Regions from separate parts of the Homo sapiens genome. Here region 1 is linked to region 2. A link is an interaction called in ENCODE POLR2A ChIA-PET data of the cell type or tissue named here. Cell type or tissue: OCI-LY7. All regions are shown on one strand. Each heading gives the region's core, and the rest is flanking DNA. Links, peaks and the distances in the headings are about the cores only.

What was found. Peaks named below come from ENCODE experiments on the same cell type or tissue, not always from the same donor. Only the 100,000 strongest peaks of a DNase experiment are listed, where the experiment ranks them.
Region 1: POLR2A ChIA-PET joins it to region 2 with 8 read pairs; 2 of 35 experiments call an interaction of 5 or more read pairs at or near these places.

The regions. Positions count from the first base shown.
Region 1 is chr6:70,777,832-70,783,511 of GRCh38, forward strand. The region is part of intron 4 of SMAP1 (small ArfGAP 1); the gene reads left to right. Among named protein-coding and RNA genes, the nearest start is that of SMAP1, 110 kb to the left of the region's middle. In OCI-LY7, for the core only: no CTCF peak of the experiment used is centred there; no DNase peak of the experiment used is centred there.
Region 2 is chr6:70,861,953-70,867,632 of GRCh38, forward strand. It overlaps B3GAT2 (beta-1,3-glucuronyltransferase 2), which reads right to left. Exons shown (of 4, transcript NM_080742.3): 3 at 1-26. It overlaps SMAP1 (small ArfGAP 1), which reads left to right. Exons shown (of 11, transcript NM_001044305.3): 11 at 1-51. Among named protein-coding and RNA genes, the nearest start is that of B3GAT2, 92 kb to the right of the region's middle. In OCI-LY7, for the core only: no CTCF peak of the experiment used is centred there; a DNase peak (open chromatin) is centred at 2,669.

The sequences.
Region 1 (5,680 bases), core at 497-5,496, 84 kb before region 2:
AACCTCCGCCTCCTGGGTTCAAGTGATTCTCCTGCCTCAGTCTCCCGAGTAGCTGGCATTACAGGTGCGTGCCACCATGCCTGGCTAACTTTGTATTTTTGTTAGAGATGGGGTTTTGCCACGTTGCCCAGGCTGGTCTCGAACTCCTGGCCTCAAGTGATCCCCCTGCCTCGGGCTCCCAAAGTGCTGGGATTACAGGCATGAGCCACCACACCCAGCTAAGTCTTTAATCTATTTTTAATAATTTTTAATTTTTGTGGGTGTATAGTAGGTGTATATATTTATAGGAGACATGAGATGTTTTAATACAGGCATGGAATGTGTAAAAATCACATAATGTAAAATGGGATATCTACCCCCTCAAGTGTTATCCTTTGTGTTACAAACACAAAGGATATTATGTTGAATATTATGTTGAATAAGATTGGTGAAAGTGGGTATCCTTGTCTTTTTTCTGTTCTTAGAAGAGAAGTTTTCAGCTTTTCCCCATTCATTATGATGTTAGCTGTGGGTTTGTCATATATGACCTTTATTATGTTGAGGTATGTTCCTTTATGCCTAATTTGTTGAGAATGTTTATCATGAAGAGATGTTGAATTTTATGAAATTCTTTTTCTGTATCTGTTGAAAAGATGATAAAGTTTTTGTCTTTCATTCTGTTGATGTGATGTATCACATTTATTGATTTGTATATGTTAAACCATTTATGCATGCTTGGGATAAATCCCAGTTGATCATGAGCAGATTGGGCATGTGCAATGGATGTCATAGGACCCAGATGAGTTAACCCTCAAGCCCCTGGTTGGGTCATGTGGGCGGTGGTGGCTGTGGCTATGTGGGAGGGTTCTTGGGTCCCCAGGTGGAGGATGCTAACAACAGTGTCAGTCTGAGTACGTCGGTTGTCAGGCCCCTGGGCAGTCCATGCTGGTGTTGGTGGCAGCAGCTCTGAGTAGGCCTGTTCTCAGGCATCCAGGAGGACTTTCCAGATATATATGGTGGCCATGGGGTACCTCTAACCAAGCCCTTCCTTGGGTCTCTGGGCTGGGTGTGTGGGCACTGACAGTGATAGGGACAAGCCATTCCTCAGTCCTGTCCACTGCACAGGCAGTGTGTGTGGATGGTGGCCAACCGGGCCAGTCACTTCTCAGGTCCCTGGGCAGCATGTGCAGGCATTTGCATTGGTGTCCCAGGCAATGTATGTGGATACACAATGGCTCTGCTCTTGGAATGGGCAGGGTCACTGTCTGTGGTGGCAGCCCCAGGCAGGCGGTTCTCAGGTCTGGAGAGCACATGCTTCAGCTCCTTATATCCTGGAGCAGACTCCCTGATGTGCAAGACTGCCTCTTCTCCAGGGTGTAGGCTTCTGCAGGACTCAGGTGCCAGGGACTTGGCTGCACTGCCGAGTCTAGCTGGTGTTCTGATGCTGAGACCTTCCGGGAAGATGTCAAGTGATGTTGGGAGGGAGATCCCACAGATGTCAAGATGCTGGGATTATTGGGCTTCAGGGCTGGATGTAGTCTAGTGTTGGCGGTACTGTCAAAATGGCACTGTGCAGCAGCAGCTTGGTCCCAGTGGGTGGGTGAGATCCAGTATGAATTCTCTCTGAGATAGTTTAGTTGCGTGGACTCCAGGCAGCTCCTTATACTAGACTCAGGGCCTGTGAGGGCTGAAGGACTCTTCTGTAGCTAAGATTGCAGGGGCTGTGGTGGGAATGTGGACTGTTAAGGATTTTTGCTTACCTTGCCACCATGATGGGGAGTCCTTCCTGGCTTCTAGCCTATCTTGGCTAGCTGCATGGCTTCCCTCTTGATGCTGCCATTTCGAGTTTCCCTGCCTCTGAGCTTCCTTGTCACTTACTTACTGATTCCTACTGTTCTCCCCTAGTGCTCTATTCAATGTGTTGAATAGAGCATGTTGAATAGAACTGCCCTTGTGAGGGATCCAGGTTGTGTGCTCCATTTGAGAATGTTTTGCGTGATGATCTGAGGTGGAGCTGAAGCAGTGATGCTAGTGCTGGGGAGTGGCTACAAACACAGATCAACATTGGCAGAGAGGTTTGACTGCACAGAGACCATAGTAAATCAGTTGCTTGCAGACTCATATCAAAACCCTGTCATTGAGTAGTAGGTGACAATTAAGCTGCATCTGGTGGCAGGCTTTATAGTGGCAAGTGAGTTGATGTACTTCAACTGTACGGCTGCATCTGGTGGCAGGCTTTAAGTCAGAATCTGACATTTGCTTTAGCCCACATATGGCCCGCTCATTATTTGATTTACCACAGTCCTGCCCACAATCTCAGGGTTGGTGTTTATACAGAGTGTATATACCAGGGGGTGGAAATTTTAGTGGCTGTCAGAATTCTGCCTACTATGGTCATATAGAATGAGTCTACCTCCCTTGTTCTGCCTGATTTCATTGAGTGATGGGAAATTTGACAACAGTTTGCAGAAATTTGTCCTGTTGGCCAGGCATGGTGGCTCATGTCTGTCATCCCAGCACTTTAGGAGGCTGAAGCAGGAGGATCGCTTGAGTCCAGGAGTTTGAGACCAGTTTGGGTAACATGGCAAGACCCTGTCTCTACAAAAAATAATAATGAAAAATTAGCTGGATGTGGTAGAGTGTGCCTGTAGTTTCAGTTACTCAGGAGGCTGAGGTGAGAGAGTTGCTTGAGCCCAGGAGGTTGAGGCTTCAGTGAGCTGTGATCACACCGCTGTACTACTACCTGGGCAACAGACTTAAGACCCTGTTTCAAAAAAGAAAAAGAGAAATCTGTCCTGTCTGTCCTCCTTCCCTTGCTCACTTACCAGTAGTGAATCACAATGGGAAGCAAAGTATTTTAAGTGAGTTTAAGAGATACAAGAGGACTTAGGTAGATGAGGCTGAACTGCCACATAATTTGCTCTTTTCCTCCAGTAGCTTTTCTCTTTCCCCTTGCGCCATGCTGTCTCTGTGTCTCTTCAGCTAGTGAGTTGAGATTAGCGTAAAAGAGCAGGGTCTCTACTTGGTTTTCTTTGTTACTTCTTTTCATTACAGTTTGCTTCCTCTTCTGTGAAATAAGGATGTCATAGTGTCTGAATTTCATAGTATTGCTGCAAGAATTAAGATGAAGTATACTCTATTCTTATTAGGGTGCCTAGCACATAACCACTTGCAATATAAGCTATTGTGATGGCAGGAAATGACTGTAAGCAGGTAGATAAGAAAAATGAATACTCAAACTTAATTATAAGAGTTTATATCATTGGAGAAATCTTGGCTTGAGTTCTGTTTCATTAATTGCTCCACACTTTAATCAGCCCTTTAATTATAGGACACCCCAATAGAGCATGTAAAGGACTTAAAATTTTTTTAAGTTTTCCAGAATTCTACATATTTCTTATTGACTTGGCCACAGATTTTAAAGTTAAAATATTAAATATTAAGATTTAGGCTTCTTCTACACACTTGGTAGCTATGGTTACTTGGGTAAGTTTTCAATGTCTTTTAATCCTCCTATGGATGAGTTTCATTGATGTTGTGTTTTGTATGGGTTATATACTAATTTAGTAAATGTTTACGTTTTCAGCTTTTTTAATCCAAGATATGCCATGGAGTGCAAAACTGGAAATCATATATTTAAAATGATTTCTAGACTTCTGAAAAACTTGAGCTTCATGGTATACTAAAAGCTCATGAGACAGCCATTTGAGAATTGCTGTGATAAAATTTCTACTTAGAAAACACATCCAGGAATTTCTAAAATGAGATTGGAGGAATCCATTGCCAATAATTAATCTATAAGATGTTTTTCAGTGACTGTATCTTTTTCACTGCTTTGGACCACCAGATTTAATTTTCATAGCATTATTCTGTTTAAAAGGGTGGTAGTAGCAAATATTTCAAAAAATTCATCAAGAAAATTTTAAACATTATGCTTTATGGCCTTCAATTACTTCATACCTTTTCAAAGGGTGTTTGTTCACCTTATTCTTGTAGGTGGGAGTTGGGAACTTGTTTTACGTGGTCAGTTTTTCTTTTGCATGAGGTAAGTTTATACAATTGTAGTGTTCTGGGAGTTTTTTCACATATCGGTTACTTTGATGGTGGCCTAGAGAAGAACGTCTGAGCTTAAGAATAATTGAAGGAAGGACTGTTAAACTCATTTTATTTCTGAAGAAAACTCATTTTGTTTCTGAAGAATGTCTTTACTGGATTTCTACTGCGTATTATCTCATGGATAGATGGGGTGGGTGGGAGTTCGGAAGGACATTTAAGTATGACTACTGCATTCACTGACACCACCAATTTCCAGCAAAATTTTCTAAGGTCAGAGTCTTATACTCTACATGTATAAAAGTACTAGGAGCCAGTGAAATGGAATTAATATCTGTTACAAAATAAATTCTAAATTTGAAAGTAAATATGGATAACTTCTATGGGATTTCAGTAAAGTATGTTAGCAAGCCAATGAACTTTCAAAGAACAATTACTGAGATTGAGCCTCCTTTTGGTTCTCCTTCTGAGATGCTTCCTTCCTCCTCTTTTCCTGTAACAGTTGAAAATATTTATTGAGACCTGTTGAATGTCAGGTGCTAAAGATGGTGAACCGAATAGAAATAATATCTGCCACAGATAACTTTAGTTGAACAAAGAATACTGATAAGTAACTAGATTTTTATAAGACAACATGTGATAAAACTTACATATGAGGCCTAGCTTCCCAGCCTACATTTTTCTCCCATGCTGGATGCTTCCTGCCCTGAAACATCGGACTCCAAGTTCTTTAGTTTTGGAACTTGAATTGGCTCTCCTTGCTCTTCAGCTTGCAGACAGCCTATTTTGGGACCTTGTGATCATGAAGACAGATGCCTTCTTGGTCCTCCCCTGGAATTTCTAGCCCTACTATGGATGTTTCTGTTTGCTCTGTTTCTCTGAGTGAGGGCTTTATTGTTCTTTGGATTTGAAGAGAGGCCAACAACCTCCACTGACCCAGATGGCCAGTATGGAAATATACATATGTGGAGCCAAGATGGCTGAATAGGAACAGCTCCGGTCTACAGCTCCCAGCCTGAGTGACGGAGAAGACGGGTGATTTCTGCATTTCCATCTGAGCTTTGAAGAGAGTAGTCGTTCTCCCAGCACGCAGCTGGAGATCTGAGAACAGGCAGACTGCCTCCTCAAGTGGGTCCCTGACCCTCGAGCAGCCTAACTGGGAGGCATCCCCTAGTAGGGGCAGACTGACACCTCACACGACTGGGTACTCCTCTGAGACAAAACTTCCAGAGGAACGATCAGGCAGCAGCATTTGCGGTTCATGAAAATCCGCTGTTCTACAGCCACCGCTTTCCTGTAGCCACCGCTGCTAATACCCAGGCAAACAGGGTCTGGAGTGGACCTCTAGCAAACTCCAACAGACCTGCAGCTGAGGGTCCTGTCTGTTAGAAGGAAAACTAACAAACAGAAAGGACATCCACACCAGAAACCCATCTGTACGTCACCATCATCAAAGACCAAAAGTAGATGAAACCACAAAGATGGGGAAAAAACAGAGCAGAAAAACTGGAAACTCTAAAAAGCAGAGCACCTCTCATCCTCCAAAGGAACGCAGTTCCTCACCAGCAACGGAACAATGCTGGACAGAGAATGACTCTGACGAGTTGAGAGAAGAAGGCTTCAGACGAACAAACTACTCCGAGCTACG
Region 2 (5,680 bases), core at 226-5,225:
AATGACTTGAAGACTTACAGCAAATCCTTTGTGAAAAATAAAAAAAAAAAAGAGACTTTAAAATCCTGGTGTACTTCTCTTTTTTTCTGTATAATTTTGGTCACATCAAAACAGTTTTTAAAATACCTACTGTGTGTCAGGTCTTGGTTTACAAAGTTGAATAGGAACATTACCTGTATTACAGTCTCAAAGGAAAATCAGTCATTACAATATTTTACATTCCGTGTAAAATAAAGGCGTGCACAGGAGCATCTACGCAAAATAGGAAGTTTAGTCTGTTGATAATAAAGGGTGAATTTTATAAGCTGCTGTTTCACAGTGATCATCAACCCCCCACATTTGCCACTAGGAATAACTAAGAAATAAATGCAGCTGAAAAACATACATGCTTACCTAACTACATGTGGGGTATGAGACCACATGCCCAGCTCTCCTGCCTGCCCTGTAATATTAATTATGTATGCTTCCTTAAATCCAGCACTGCTTGGATTCATTTTGCATTTAGAAGAGGGAGCAACAGAAGTAAAGCCGATTAGCTGGAAAATGAATCATACCTAATTTTTAATCATCTGGTTTATATTTCTAATTTGGTTCAATCTAAAAAGGGTATGTGGGGCAGAAATCAGTGCAGGAGATATCAGGCCATCATCTGATAAAGTTTTTTTTTGGTATTTCATTTACCAAAAATAAGTGTAAATTTTCTTCAATGGTTTGGTCATACGAAAAATCATTACTGGCTGGGCACAGTGTCTCACATCTGTAATCTCAGCACTTTGGGAGGCCAAGGCAGAAGGATCTCTTGAGCCCAGGAGTTCAAGACCAGCCTGGGCAGCATAATGAGACCCTGTCTCTACAAAAAATACAAAAATTAGCTGGGTGTTGTGGCACGTGGTGCGTGCCTGTAGTCCCAGCTACTTAGGAGGCTGAGGTGGGAGGATTGCCTGAGCCTATGAGGTTGTGGCTGCTGTGAGCTATGACTGTGCCACTGCAACTCCAGCCTGGGCAACAGAATGAGGCCCTGTCTCAAAGAAAAAAGAATCATTCGTATTTAATCTGTAGTTTAACAAACTGTTTAAAGCTCAGCCATTGAAGCACTCTACAATTGTTTTTGCCATCTCAGCAAGTAATAATTGTTTTGAAGGTCTGAAGCCCTGGATCTCTTTTTCCTTAGTGACTAAGGTGATACTGTCAAGTCAGGCACCCTCCCAGAGTTGAAGCTCCGGGCACCAACCCACAAAACATTTCTCAGCAACTTTTGCCCTTCTCTACATTAAATGAGTTGATTTATGATTCAGTTTGCAAAGTAATACTAAATGATACCAGGTGGTAATGGAGGAGCTGTGAAAACACCACAACCACCATCCTCTCCAGATGCCAGACTGGGCCAGTCTCCTGTTCCAGACCCTGCTGCCTTTTGGAGAAAAGTTAACACTAAGCCACTTACAAACATAACGTGGTACAGCAGGTGCTGAGTGAAGCAGAACAAAGAATCATAAAGCATTAGCTGTAGGACTAGCCCCAGTATCGATACCTCCACCAACCCTAAAGGGAGGGAGGTGGCACATTTTAGCAGAGAATACTGGATTTGGAATTAGAAGCCTTTTGTTTTTGCCTAGGTCCCTGCCCCTGGGACACTGGCCAACTCATTTAACCTTTCTTGATTTTCTAACTTCCCCATTTCTTTATTTGCGAGAGAAGTGTAACACTTCAACTCAATGTTTGATGAAAAATTGAGGTATGGAAAGACTCCACTGACTGCAAAGCACTGTTCAAAAGATACTACAATATATAAATAAAAATACTATTGTCAGTGTGATCATGAGGGGCAGGTGATGCCAGCCACCATTTATGGCTGAAAGAATACTGGTTGACAGATGTAAAAGGTTTGGGAAAGTTCCAGGTAGCAAAGCCAGGACACCTACATGTGATAGCAACTCTGGTAACAAGTCCACAGCCTTCCTTAGACACAACTAGGACAACCACCAGACACCTCAACAAAAGCCAGAGGTTCAAATTGATAACGTAGTGTCCTTTCCAACAGGTCAGATCAGATTTTAGTGTTAAAAGATTTCTTGCTTTTTCCCACATGCTTATAAATAAGCTTTATCCTTTTTTTTTTTTTTTTTTTTTTAAATTCAGATGAGAGCCTACCCTTCTCAGTCATACTGAAACTCCTGATACATTCTTCACATGGCTTCAGGATACTGGTTGTATTTCCCCATTCTCTCAAAAACATGGGATCCAAATTGTGCAGAGGTGATTTCTGGAAATGATATGGAGCCACCTGGATCTGATTTCCTTCATTTTCCCCTAAGACTTTAACACATTAACCATCACGACCACTGAAGGATTCAGATTCTTTTGTTGCTTTCCTTAGCACAGGAATATCCTTCCAGCGCTTCACACAGAATGACATGGCAAAATCTACAATTTATGTAAAGTTAACAGCCAGTTGTGAAGCTATACATCATTTTGCAGCAAGGTCTCCTTTCCTGGTGTCACTAGAGAATGGTGCGCACCTGAAAGGCCAGCACCCTGGAGACATGTTAGCCTGTGGCTCTCCACAGTACCCAAGTGTTTTTCTATTCTCTAATACAAAGGGGTGGAGGAGCACAATTCAGATGCCCCACAATCAGCTAACGCAATTTCCTTTGCTCAGTGATCTCTTGAAAGGAAGCAGGTCACAGCTGGCAGGAGAGACTGCATGTTAACTAGGTCAACCCCTGGGTTACTTTTGGGGAATCTGACCCGCTGTGAAGCTGGGGGCAGAGTTAAAGAGTTCTCCCCTCTGAAATCACAGTAAAGGGAATCCTAAACCATTGATTTCCAACCTAAGATGTTTTCTTGGGTAATTCCAAGTATTTATACTTCAAGTATTATATCTTTCCTTTTTTAGTGAGATTCGTTATCTTTAAAGATGTTGGTTACTTTGGAGATGCTTACGAAAGTCATGGGAGTAGGATTTTCTGCCCTGGTCAGCTGAGTAAAAAAAAAAATGCAAATAAAAATGATTGTTCACTGAGAAGGCAGGATTTCCTGACTTCTTCAGCAGAGCTAGGTGGGGAGGATACACAGTCACCCTCTGTATCTGCAGATGCATCTGCAGATCCAACTAACCTCAGATTAAAAATATCTGAAAATAAAACAAAAAAATGACAATACAACAAGAAATAATAGGGCTTTTTTGTTTTTGGACAGAGTTTCACTCTTGTTGCCCAGGCTGGAGTGCAGTGGCACAATCTCGGCTCACTGCAACCTCTGCCTCCTGGGTTCAAGTGATTCTCCTGCCTCAGCCTCCCGAGTAGCTGGGACTACAGACGTGGGCCTGGCTAATTTTGTATTTTTAGCAGAGACGGGGTTTCACTATGTCGGCCAGGCTGGTCTTGAACTCCTGACTTCAAGTTATCTGCCCCCCTCGGCCTCCTAAAGTGCTGGGATTACAGGCGTGAGCTACAGCAGCCAGTCAAAATAATACAAGTTTTAAAGCTATATAGTATAACAACAATTTGCATGGCATTTGCATTGTATTAGGTAAGTAATCTAGAGATGATTTAAAGTATACAGGAGGATCTGCCTAGGTTATATGTAAACACTATATCAGGGACTTGAGCGTCCATGGATTTTGGTATGAGTAGCAGTCCTGAAACCAATTCCCTATGGATACTCAGGAATAACTATTCCCTCTCAGGCAGAGGGATAGGGCCTACCTCCATATATGATTACTGATTACTGAGTAGAAAATTTGTAAGACTTTAAAAGTCCAACAAGCTATTTACATTTCTGGACAAAATTGCAATAGGGACTGGTTTTTCCTCACTTGTTTTAAATAACAAAAAGGCAGACAAAATGATTGAAAAAAGTTTCCAGACATTGGAAAAGAGGCACATGAGACAGAGATCTCTGAGAAAAGAGAAATGTGACCCCTACAACTGCCCCAGCTTCCTGCCTGAAGTATGTTTTCAGGCTACACCACAGGGAGGGGAACCCGGAAAGCTCTGCAGTCCCCTTGAATTGAGGAAACAACTGAGAATTTGAGGAGGCCAAGACAACTAGGATATGCAGGGTGGAGTACTAGAGAAGGAAGAACTCTGCTGATCTGTAGACAGCTCTCCTCAACTCTTCAACTGAGTATGAAGAGCAAATGCTCACACAACTACCTCAGGCCAGGTACAGAACCACTGGCAAGGAGCAGGTGAATCAATTACTGGAGGGGACTAGTTCCCATTCTCAGTAGCCAGAGTGGAGCTACCTAGTAACAGCTGGAGCACCTGGAGGAGAACTTGGAAGGTTATCGTGCCTGTTGTAAGGTCAAATTGATTAGCCCTAAACTAGAGGCTGAGATGGTTTTGCCTAACAAACTTCAAAAGCAAGCCTGGAAAGGATCAAAATGTTTCCAAGTTAACTCAGTTGTGTCCCAGTACAAAGCTCAAGAATACATATGTATTTATAATATAGTATAACATTACATATATATGTGTTTTTATGTATGGTTGTGTGTATACATATATGTCTCTCTCATCCAGTATCTAGCAACATAAAATTCAAAATGCCTGATGCCCAAGACACCTCAGTGATGAAAAATACAATGTCTGAGATGAAAAATACATTGGATGGGATTAGCAGCAGAGGAGACACTGCAGAATAAAAGTTGAGTAAACTCGAACACATAATGATAGAAACTACCAAAATGAAACAGAAAAGGCAAGACCAACACACACACACCGTACAGAGTCACAGGAACAGAGTCAAAGGTGAATGAATGAGGGAGACAGGGAAAAAAATTTGAAGAAATGACGACTGAAAAATTTACAAACTTGAAAACTCAGGAAAGATATGTAAGACTTAAATAACATTTTCAACTACACCTAAATGACATTTATAGAACACTCCACCCAACAACAGCAGAATACAATCTTTTAAAGTACACATGGAACATTATCACGATAGTTAGACCATAGTCTGGGCCATAAATCTGTCTCAATACATTTAAAATAATTTAAATTGTACAAAATATGTTTTCTGACTACAGTGGAATTAAAATAGATATCAGTAAATACAAAGATACCTGGAAAATATCCCAAATATTTGGAAACTAAACAATATAATTCTAAGCAAAATACAAACCAAAGAAGAAATCAAAAGGGAAATGATAAAGTGGTTAACTGAATGAAAATGAAAACAAGACATATCAAAATGTGTAGGATACATCTAAAGGAGTGTTTAGATGGGAAACTAGTTTTTAGAAAACATTAAGCACTTACTGGATAAGAAAGGTCTGAATTCAATAACCTAAGCTCCTACCTTTATAAATTAGAAAAAGAAAGCAAATGAAGCCCAAAGTAAATGGAGAAAACGACTATACTAATAGATATGAGAGCAGAAACGACTAAAGTAGAAATAGAAAACAATTGAGAAGATAAGTGAAATAAAAACCTAGTCATTTAGGAAAAAAAAGTTAATAAAATTGATAAACTCTACCCATGCTTATCAGGAAAAAGAGAAGATATAAATTACCAGCCTCAGAAATGAAAGAGATAGGTTCTACAAACCTTAAAATGATAATATGGGGCTATTATAAGCAACTTTTTATGATAGTAAATTTGACAACTTAGATCAAAATAGAAAAAGTCCTTGAAAGACAAGCTACAAGGCTCACTCATGAAGAAATAGATAATGTGAA